2 separate regions of the Homo sapiens genome follow, and region 2 is linked to region 1. Evidence: chromatin contacts called from ENCODE Hi-C or POLR2A ChIA-PET data. All regions are on one chromosome and are shown on one strand. The core of a region is the stretch at or near the end of the contact, and the rest is flanking DNA. Distances in the headings are between cores, read along the strand shown.

What was found. Hi-C counts contacts between places; a loop is a spot of excess contacts on that map. ChIA-PET counts read pairs that join two places held with the same protein, here RNA polymerase II (POLR2A). Pooled maps may share reads with other maps.
Region 2: a loop to region 1 is called in a pooled map, with 2.5 times the contacts of the local background. The contact joins two enhancer-like sites. A Hi-C loop is called at or near these places in 3 of 168 maps with a recorded cell type or tissue (CD4-positive, alpha-beta T cell, CD4-positive, alpha-beta memory T cell and pancreas) and 7 of 50 pooled maps. POLR2A ChIA-PET finds 5 or more read pairs at or near these places in 11 of 52 experiments (CD4-positive, alpha-beta T cell, CD4-positive, alpha-beta memory T cell, CD8-positive, alpha-beta T cell and 7 more).

The regions. Positions count from the first base shown.
Region 1 is chr4:142,693,913-142,699,448 of GRCh38, reverse strand. The region is part of intron 2 of INPP4B (inositol polyphosphate-4-phosphatase type II B); the gene reads left to right. Among named protein-coding and RNA genes, the nearest start is that of INPP4B, 150 kb to the left of the region's middle. Within about 2 kb of position 2,513, at least 2 of the 41 ENCODE cell types and tissues checked have a DNase peak (open chromatin) inside an H3K27ac peak, as active enhancers do.
Region 2 is chr4:142,348,008-142,353,543 of GRCh38, reverse strand. All of the region lies in intron 7 of INPP4B (inositol polyphosphate-4-phosphatase type II B), which reads left to right. Among named protein-coding and RNA genes, the nearest start is that of INPP4B, 500 kb to the left of the region's middle. Within about 2 kb of position 2,493, at least 4 of the 41 ENCODE cell types and tissues checked have a DNase peak (open chromatin) inside an H3K27ac peak, as active enhancers do.

The sequences.
Region 1 (5,536 bases), core at 1,264-3,763:
CCAAGCTCATGATTTTCCCAAGTGAGCATAATGAAGCACAAGAGAGTCATGGTAGTTTGAGGTATAAAGATATGGCTGAATGCAATAAACAACCATGACATTTAAGCTGGATAAGAATGGAAATGAGGACATGAGGAGGGAAGGTATATTGAAAAGGTGGTTGTACAATGGATTGTAGATGTCAGGGGCCAAGCTGAGCTGGAGAGAGCTGTGCTGTGCTACCATGCTTCAGAATAGCTGATTATGACAATAAACCACAATGAAATAGTGCTCTAACATTTAATCACTCACTGTGATAGTATAAGCAAGAAGCTAAACCAGAGAAAGTTCTGACCACTGTCTCTACCACTTCCCACTTCCACCCCACCCATGCACCACCTCTGTCCATTTTACCCGTGAAACAGTACTGGATATCTGAGGGTCAAGTGAATCAATACATGTGGGGAATTGCTTTACTGCTGAGGGAGTCTTGAACAAAAGTCTCCTTTAGTTTTATATACTAGGGGCCCAGGGAAAAGGGTGAAAAGGAAGGGGTAGGAGTAAAAAATTATTGAGCTAGAGTGGAGAAAAGTGTCTTCAAGGTTCCCCTTCAGCTCCTCCAAATGATAAGTTCTTAGCAGAGGTTCCTGAAGGCCTTCTTGCTGAGCTAAGAACACGGATATGCATAAGAGCATGGCCAGCCCTGGGGGCTTGAGTCTGTGACTGCAACTCCTTTCAGCAATGCACTAGCTGCACACCAAGTCTGGTATGAGGAAGGTAGTTCAGGTCTGCCAGGAAAAGTCTTTGTAACTGCCTGGGGTTAGGCCTGAAAGATCACAGTAGGTTTTTAGCCAAAACCCAGATTCCTCAGTAGACCCTGATGCAGCTTAAAGATTGTTGGACACAGAATGGGAGTTAGAAAAATTAGGAAATGAGATGCTTGTGATTGAGATCTGCAGAAAGTCCAGATATTGGTAGTGACAAGATCTAGGGTCTGGTAATGAAAATGAATAGTCCTAATAAAGTGGAGACAATCATTTAAGACAAAAGGCAAGATCATATCTGTGGATATTGAAATCTCAAATAGTTATGACAAGAATAACACTGGAAGGAGAAATGGTGACCTACCCTTTCAGTGCTAAGATTTAAAAATTAATCTCGTATGTCTTTTTTTCTATGAGAAATAATTTATGAAAACTCTATTGATTTCAAATCAATAAAAATGATGGATTTGTTTCAGAAAAAAATTGTTTATAACTTGTAAGATCTGTAACTTAATTGTTTTCTCTTACTGGTAAGGGCATGTTCATGCTAACAGTAGCCCTATAGCTGTGGTTACTTATCTTAATTACAGCCAAGATTTATTTCAGCTTGAGTGTTTTATAAGCAGATTAGAATTTTAAAATTTTCACAGCCAGTCTTCTTGCATTATACTCTTTTTAAATTCAAGCATGTTTCATATTATAAGAAGCTAACCTTAAATTATAGCCCTTGTTTTGTTAAATATTCAGTATTCTAGGAATTTGAAATTCTCAAATGTAGTCTTTAAAACTCTGAGTTTATCTGATAAGGATTTTATTATTATTGTTATTTACATATGAATACAGGAACAAAATGTGATTTAAGTAAGTCATGGCCTAGAAAGGGATTTGTAATGTCTTGGCCCTATTTAAGAACTTTTACCCATGCCTCATGTTCTAGGATTTCTACTTGATCCAGCTTGGAAATCTGAATAACTCATGATATTGGGAAATTTCCATGGCTGCATTTTCTTCAGTTCCTTGCTTGTAGCTCACCTTTGTCTCCTGTTTTTCTTGTAGGTTTCCAGTATATGCTTTGGCCATATAAAGTAATAAAGCAAATAAGTTCCTATCGTTTAATCATATAGAAAAGCCCAGCAAGAATCCATTGTCCAAATCTTGTTTGATTAAGATTGATTGACAGTTTTATGTAATTGGATGACATTTTTAAGAGAAAATCAACAGAACATTATCACATGGTTAAAGCCTACTGCCAGAAACAATAAACTTGGCTTACCTATTTCGTTAGAGTATTATTTTGATTTATTCACTCATGTATATAATTCACTTTCACAGTTGATCCCAGACTCTGTTTTTATGAATGGCAACTCAGAGAATTTAGGTAGCTTTTCTGGGAGCAAGGTTGATGGCATTGGTGTGGGTTGGGGAAAGCCTAACAGTATTAAAAGGGAGAATGATATAGAGGTTGTTCATCCCATGTTCAGTTACCGATGTGTTTTCACCAAAACCATATAATTTAAATGTCTCCTTTTCCTGGAAAATATGAAGCATTGTACAACAGGTAATTTTAATAACAATGTAACTTAGGCTGCTTATGATTGACATCAACATCACATGTATATAATATGATTGTAAGAATTTTTAAAAATGCATCATTGGGATAATAAACTGTAACTGACATCCTTTTAAACTAAAAGCAGGTGAAAGCTTGCCAGTGTTCCACTCTCTCTGACTTACCATTCTAAGAATAAACACATACAGTGGAGTGTGCGGGGCTGCACACTGTGGTTTTATCTACTTCCTTGCTAGAGGAAAGCACTGTTATAAAAACAAGTAAAACATGCAAAGGGAAGTAATTTAATAAGTAATTTTACAATAAAAGAATGGAACTATAAACCTGCTTTTCTTGGACAGCCTTGGTGTTATCCAATTTGCCCTCTTACTGAGCCTCTCTACTGGCTGGCTGTAAAGGACATGGTGAATTAGGATCAGAAGTCGATGGCTGTGTAGTGCCTGGTTTTGAAATGTTTGGAGAACAACATAAGTAGTAGCTGATGGCAAGGCAGAGGGACGCAGGGTTGAGTGGGCACTGCAGATGCCAGGATGACCCAGTTTAAGTGGGTGTAAGCAGTGAAGTAAGCAACAAAGTTGGGCAAGCACTGAAGGTGTAGTTTGTGTAGGAGACAGATGTCAGGGCTGGGGTGGGGAAAGGGAGTATCTGTACCACAGAATTACAGCCTGGGTCAGTTAGTGCCTTGCACTGATGTTTGTGTATATTTTGTCCCCTCAGCTAGATTTTATTACTCTTTGGGGGTGGTATCCTTGTTTATAATTGTTCCCTTGAGCTGCTGGGCACAGTTATGGAACAAGGTGGGTTGTTGCATGAGGATCTCTTGGAAAGTTCTCCTGGGGCTTTCTGGCCCCTTGAGGATGGTATAAATGCTAGTAGGACCAGGCACACTCTCTGTCTTATCAGACACATGGAAAAGGGCACAGAGGAAATGATCTGTTTTAGAATCAGAGTGTGCCTTAATCCATCGAATATGCTGGTGTCATTATTTGACTTCCTGGACTGTAAACACTGCCCTTCTAGGCTCCTGGGACCTTTCTAACCTTTCCTCGTCTGATAACTTTGTCAATACTCAACATTTTCTTGCTCAATCCAGGGGCACCTGTCTAATTCTCCTAGTCCCAGCTGGCTCTCCTTGAACTTGATCTGTCATCTGATCCACAGTGTCTAGGTTTTGGATTATCCTGGCCCGCCTTTCCCTTGAGATCCCACATCAAGATAAGAAACACTGCCTTGAGCCTATAGGGGTTGAGGGGAATTTGTAGCCCTCTGGATATCCATCTTAAAATATGCCAAATAAGTATATTTTGGGGTAAAATATTTTTATTTCCTTCAAGCATTATGCCTGACAACTAAGATTTGATTGTAGTAACTTAGTGCTCTGTTGGATAGAGCACTGTCATTGTCTTAATGAGCATTATATAACTGATTTAAATTCTATTGCACAGTTTATTAAATCGTATCTGTTGGGTAGGTTCCTGCCTTTGAGGCATGCTGCTAACAACATGATGGAACATCTTATTTTTCTTTCAACTAGTTATTTTCATCATAAATTTATGCATAGTATTTTAAAAATAAACTGATAATTTTCAGATAATTATATTAGGGAAGTGACAGCTGCATTACATTCTATCCTTTGCTTGAAAAGCACAGTAAGAACTAAGACATTTAGATGTTTTACATAGGAAATAATATTTTTGGCATTATTAAAACTCACTTCTATGTATTAATTTAAAAATTTTTATTTTTAGGGAAACAAAATTGCTATTCAATTTGGCAGAAGGTTTGTTTTGGGATTTCTGGCTAACAGAATCTTTGCTTTAACTTTGGCAAGGCTGTTTGAGAATTAGCTTCATATTAGGGACCCTTCAGTTCCTGGGTCATTGTTGAAACTCAGTTTTAGAACTTTATTATCTTTATGCTATTCTGAAATAGGGTCAGTGATCTTGATGTCTCCATAAGGGAACTTATTTTGTCAGGTAATGTTTTGTAGAATTTATACATAATTTTATAATTTTACTACATGGGAATAAGTGTTAATACTAAAAAAAAAGTGAATGATTATGAAGGTGTTGTAGGCACATTAACTTGTGTTGCTATTTGTGCAAATATCCTTGACTTTATAGGTGCAGAATAATACCCCTACCCCCACCACAAGACCCTATTTTATTACTGGATCAATAGTGACAGGTAGGGTTTTTAAACCAGAAAGTGGTTTTTCTTATGTTTTTGCTCCCAGTAGAGAAAATATTTTTTCTGAGGGACTTTTTAGTTGATATCTCTCCCTATACATGCAGTAAAAGCAAATATATTTTTCAAAAATGTTAAGGGAAAGTGTAGGGGCTGTAGGCTCTTCTCAGCGTGAACCCTCTAAGGGTTCACTGAAAAATTAGTGCAATTTTAATTATGTATCAGATGCGGAGCTCACCACAAAGGACGAAGCTGCAGATAATGTCTGACCCTTCCCAGCATAGTTTACCCTGCCTATTAGTTTAGAGCCTAGAATCAAATGCCTCCAAAACAGACAAGTTAAACAATTCTAAAAAATATTACAGAAGTGGTTTATAACCTTCAAACAAGTAGCAAAGACAGTATCTGACCTGCCTGACCAGTTTTGACCAAATGTCTAATTTGGAAGACATTTTTACTTTATCAATAATTTTAAAATTAGCTTTATTTATTAAAGATTATTAAAGACATGTGAACTAAAAGGCATTTGAGTTAAAGGGTTTTTTTTTTCTTTTTTTCTTTTTTGTTTTTTTTTTTTGAGACGAGTCTCGTTCTGTCACCCAGGCTAAAGTGCAGTGGTACAATCTCGGCTCACTGCAACCACTGTTTCCTGGGTTCAAGCTATTCTCTTGCCTCAGCCTCCTGAGTAGCTGGGATTACAGACGTGTACCACCATGCCTGACTAATTTTTGTATTTTTAGTACAGACGGGGTTTCACCATGTTGGCCAGGCTGGTCTGGAACTCCCGACCTCAAGCGATCTGCCTGCGTCGGCCTCCCAAAGTGCTGGGATTACAGGTGTGAGCCACCATGCCCAGTCAGCTTTCTTTTTTAAAAAATTTTTAATAAAATGCTTGATTTAAGCACTTACTTTTTCTTTAAACCAATAAATTAGAGCCCTTTTATTTATTTTAGTAGTAAGACATCACATATTACCAGTGTAATTAAGTAGACATATAGACACATAGAGAGAAGCAGATCTTATAAATTTGTGATAT
Region 2 (5,536 bases), core at 1,244-3,743, 350 kb after region 1:
AGATTTAGTCTGATTGCCACCTATGGAAGGCATGGAGAGTCTGAGAAGAGAAGTTATTGCTTATGCTGACCTTTTAAAAACTTCTGAAAGCTTCAGTCCCACAAAACATGGTCCAATCAATGTCCTGGAATCTGACCAGTTGGATCATTCTCTCTTAGGGGAATGGAATTTTTTCCTCTTTTCTTGACTTAGCATTTAGAAAATCTAAGGGGAAGAGCCTAGCGCTCCCCCTAGAGGCTAATATTTATGCTTGCAACTTAGAAAGCATTGCAATATAAGGTTCTGTTTTCAAAGTCTTGAAACTTTCCTGAGGAATATATTATCACGCTCTCTATTCATTACCTGTAGACGTTTTAATAAGATGAAAGTAGACTATTCACAGCTGCGCCTCATTAATAAAAGGTTGAAGACATCGTTTTTTATAATGGACTTTTAAAAAGTACGCATTTAGTGGCTTTTTACCTTTTAATGCTTTTTACCTTTTACCTTTTATCCTCGGTGGTAGCACATTGGGCTTCTATGTTCCAAAATACAGATAATCTCTAAAGTCAAGTGACAGGAGTTTAGTTATATGGGTAGTGAGCTGAAAAAACACCACCCTATATTTCTAAGTGACTATATTTGTAACTGAATAGGCCACTTGTCATCAGCTAAAGTTTCCATGGATAACGTAGCATGTGACTTTTATAGGATATTGCCTCCTACACAACAGGCTGTATTCAGTAATAAGTACAGGCAATTCGGATGCTGTTATAATATTTACCATGAATTTCTCAAGGCAAATCCTGATAATATTCAGTTTATAAGAATGAGTGTTTACACTTTCATAGGTGTTTAATTAACAAAATGTAATTAGAGAGGTGGAAGGGTTTCTGTTTTTCTCATTTCTTACTTTGTTCTCTGTTAGTGGTGTGCCATAAACCCCCAAAAGGGAGCTGAAGTATGATCCTATTATATTAAAGTAGCAAGTGAATTTGTTAAACTCCTGGTAAGACATGTACACATATGGGTTGGGAATATTTTTGGTGTAGAAAAGTAATATATATATATGATATATATTAATTTATAATTACAAATATCATTTTCACATCATACAGAATATGATAGGTACTACAGATATAATTGTACTTTTAATCTATGTGTGTGTGTTTCAGTCTTGAGGACCTGGAAGCAAATGAGGAGAGAAGAAGGAAAGTTGATGTATTATTTTTGTAGCCTTTGTTTTCACTTTCTTTTGTTGTCTTAATACTGCCAATTGTGGAAGAAAGCCATTTGGGAAGTATTTGTGGTGCTTTCTTCAACTTGATTAGGCTTTGCTGCCAGGGCCTTCGTTGTACTATACAGGAATTCCTGTGATTTTCAGGAACACAAAGCGGTCTTTAGAAACACATTCGCTGGGCAGACAGGAGGGAAAAACACACTATTTGGCCAACCAGAGGAAGAAAGCTCATGTCTGGAAAATTTTACTGAACACCCCATCAGGAAATTCATTACTTATATTCTAAACAGCAGCTTCCGAGATCTGTTTTTATATTTATAGAATATCTGGCAGCAAGCAAATGTAAAAGAGAGCTATATTACATTTAGTATTTTGCTTTTGCTTTTTCAGTTCCACTTTTAAAACTATATAGGAAATAATGAGCTCACAAGTATTGTTTTGGCATTCTTCAATGTGCTCACATTTAACAGATCATGACCATTTATTATACTACAAGAATAACAATACATTTTAACCCCAACTCTTAATACTATTAGAAATTATTGAAATTGAAGAGCCTTGATGTGAAAATTAAGCTGGGGCTTTGTACAAAAGATCTGACTTTAATAGCCATGTTCATCTTGGCCAACTTATTTATTTTCTACGTTTCTTGACTGGATATGTAGAGCATTTAGGAGAAGAATTTTATTCAGTGTCCAAAAGGAAGTAGTTTCTATGGAAAAGGTGCTATAAATGGATTTGATAACTGAGTCCAAGTCCCAGGTTTTTCTCTTATCAAGTGATTAACAAAATGTTACCCTTTCTGAAATGGGGACAAAAATGCTTTCTCTAACAGCCCCTATAGGGTGATTGAATCAATCAGGGTCCATCAGGGAACAGAAACCACGCCAGTTATTTGAACATAGATATTAAATGTAAGTAACTGTTAACTAGATATAAGATTGTTGTTAATAAAATCAATGAAAGGGTAAAAGAGAACTACAAATAATCACAGAAGTGGCAACTGTAGGATGCAGCTTCCAGCTCTAGAGGTAGGGAATAGAGAGAAGACTTTGGAGTTATTAAAACTTAGATCTTGGAGGAAAGGACTAGTAGAGCTGAAATTTATCCCACTAATGGTGAACTTGGACAAGACCCATAGACCTGAAATTCATTCTGCAGAGGGAACATGGGTCAGGCTAGCTCTAGTATCTCTGAAAGCCATGCAATAGTACTGCAAATGTTGGAAGTATTGCAAACTGGTTTCAGCTGCTATTACAGGAAGGAGCAGCTGCTCCTTGGGCAAACAAAACAGCTAGGGTGATGCTGTTAGGAATAGCAGGCAGTCAGCTAGCCCATAGGAAAACAATATTTCTTCTTTCTTCACCAGGCTTTTCAGTTTCCATCTGGGCTCCCTGTTAGAAGAGCCTAACATAGAGCCATCAGAGTCAGGATAAACATGGTTTTGAGAGTCTCAGCCATAGCATCACAATGAAGTTTACAGAATGGACAAATAGATTTGGAGCTGAGAGATAATTTCTTGCACAGCTTTATGTAAAATGCTTTCCAATGTAGACAAAAGTAAAGTATAATTTTGCAGTGTAAAGGTAGAATTTTATTTTCATTAACATTTTTGCTCTTTTAAATCTTGGAAAATAACAGTGGCTTAGACATTCTTAAATGACTTCTGTGTTGTAAAATATCTTACCAATAGCAGGGTACTTGAAATTTACACCACACGAGGCCTTTTGGTTGAGGCTCAATGGTTTATGAATAATATACTTATTCTGCTATAGTAAAGTAAGGATTAGAACATTAATGCAGAATGAGGTAAACCTAGGGGAAGGGGAAATGTGGTGAGAATTTGAATTACATTAGTATTGGTGGTGTGTAAGGAAAACTGATGTAGGTCTTAGTTTTTTGTTTTACCAAAGAAAATAATTGGAAGAATGATCACCAAGAAGAGAGAGGTTGAATATTATGCATTATACACTCTGACTTATCTTTAAATTATCATATAGAAGTGACAACTGCAACATGGACAGCAATTATTGAAGAGAAAATGGTACAACAATGATTCGATTTCTATTTTTTTGCTCAAATAAAGCAAGGACATACAATATGTTCTTGAAGTACCATTACAAATTACATCTCTGAACACTCAGAGAAAGGCTAATAGTGCAGACTGTTCTTAATAGTGGAAAGCAACATACAATTCAAGTTCTTCAGCCTCATATCTCATGGTAATTTTCTTTCTTATGTCTTATTGCATTCTAAGCGCCGAAGAGGTAGCTTTGATTGTGGTGATAATAGTCTGTGTCCTAAAGCAAGACTATTTTTAAGGCAATAGAGTACCTTTTTAGAAAACTCTTTATCTCTGTCATACATTAAAGAGAATAAACAGATATTCAGTGGTTTGATAGTGGCAGTAATGATGGATTTTTTTTTTTTTACAACTTATCTGACAGTATTGGTTTCAGAAAGATCTGGAATTACTTGAGCATAAAATTCTTGCTTTGTCTATTTTAAAAACTATAGCTGACAAATAAGCTCATGTGTGATTCTTTGATTCTTGGGGAGGGAAAGAATCTAAAGATGTGCCTTTTATGAGAACAGCTCTTGATATTACATTCAGATAGTGATTAACATTCTTCCTTTTCACAAAATTTCTGTTTCAAAGAGAAGAGTATTTTGTGGATATATAGGAAATCTTCATAAAATATTTTATTTTCATAAATTATTGATGTCAAAAAAGGCCTGTATTTTATATTAAACTGAAACATTCTTCACCTTTGCAAGAAAATGGAAAAGCTGATCAATGAGATTCTACTTACATCTAAATCATTCTCCAGTTTCAAACTATTTGCTAAGAGAGTGGTTGGACTTTGATTCTCTTAGAGGACCACTTAGTGCTAAGCTACTATAATAAAGTAGATCTTTCTTCCTAAGCATCTAACTTACAAAGAGAGAGTACTACATGCAATACAGACAAAAATGAAGCATCCCTTTTACATTATCTTTCTTTCCACTCATTTGGAAAGTAATTCATAATATTTCTTTTATCTCTCGTATATCAGTTGTCCTTATTCTCTGGGGGGAAATAAAAAGAAGTATGCTGACAATGACCTATCTTCTGTGGTGTTAAAGTTTATACAGTATCTAAGTTAAGACAGATTGCTGATAATTGACTCAAGTTAATTTATTTTAGCTTAGATTGTAAATAAATGACCATTGCCATGATGATCTTGGCTACTAAACAGACTATGTAGCAGTATCTAATAAACAGGCAAATGTGATAGAAATTTGGAAGAGAAATAAGAAATCTCTCTTTCCAAAGGAGTGTAAAAATACTGGAAAACTAACATCTGCTCCAACACTCTTCCTCATTGGTGCTGGCAAGGCTGAGCTGTAAATACCAGCTTCCCATAACATCATCCTCCAGCCCCCTGCACTGAGCTGGCTGCGAAGTGCCTGAAATCACTTTTCCCTCCAGCAGAACAGCTCCTGGGATTAGGCACTCACTGAACTTGATATCTGGGGAGTCTTATGACAGATAAGGTTTTGCTCTGATAACCTTCTGTGGCTATAGAGGGAAGGACTCTTCCTTCAAATTGTTCACTAGGGACATTTTAGACAATCATTGCTCTGAGTTGAGCCTGTTCTAGTTTGCAGCCTTGGAGCAATGTTGCTTTAGATTAATGTGTCACCAAGCTCTTATTGAGAAAGAAGTTCTTTTATTTCCTTATAGGCTGGATTTGCACTTGTCAATTGTGTGGATGAAGAAAAGAGGTTAGAGAAGGGGCCTCCCACATACTGATGATTTTTAGTGTCTCTTCACCATCTATATCTGGGGAGAATTGGAGGGGCAGGAGGGAGAAGCTGGTGCTGGAACTCAGTAATTAACCTGATTTGAGTCAGGTTTAATGACTTCTCTGTTTAAGGTAAAATATTCTGGAAAAAAATATTTTCCTTAAACAAGACCAAATAGTAAAGTGACTGAATGGTGGATGCCTTACTCCCTCAAAATGGCAAAGGTCACTGCATTTTTATCTCCTGCCAAGCCAATCAATAATGAAAGGATTGATTTAGAGGCTTGTGGAGACAGGCTCTTCAATGACCTTGTTGTAGTAGCAGGGTTAGGGTAGGGATCTACCATGCGCCCTCTTCAGCTCTAATGCCGTTGTCCACTTCACCCCTGTATCATAAGCAAAAGCTACAAGAAGCATATTATTTGCAAGATGGAGCTTATAGTTTATTTTTGTTGATGGTGGTGATTTTGTCAAAATGTGGTGATGTTTATGCAGTCACATAATGGCACTATGAATTTTGTTTTATAAT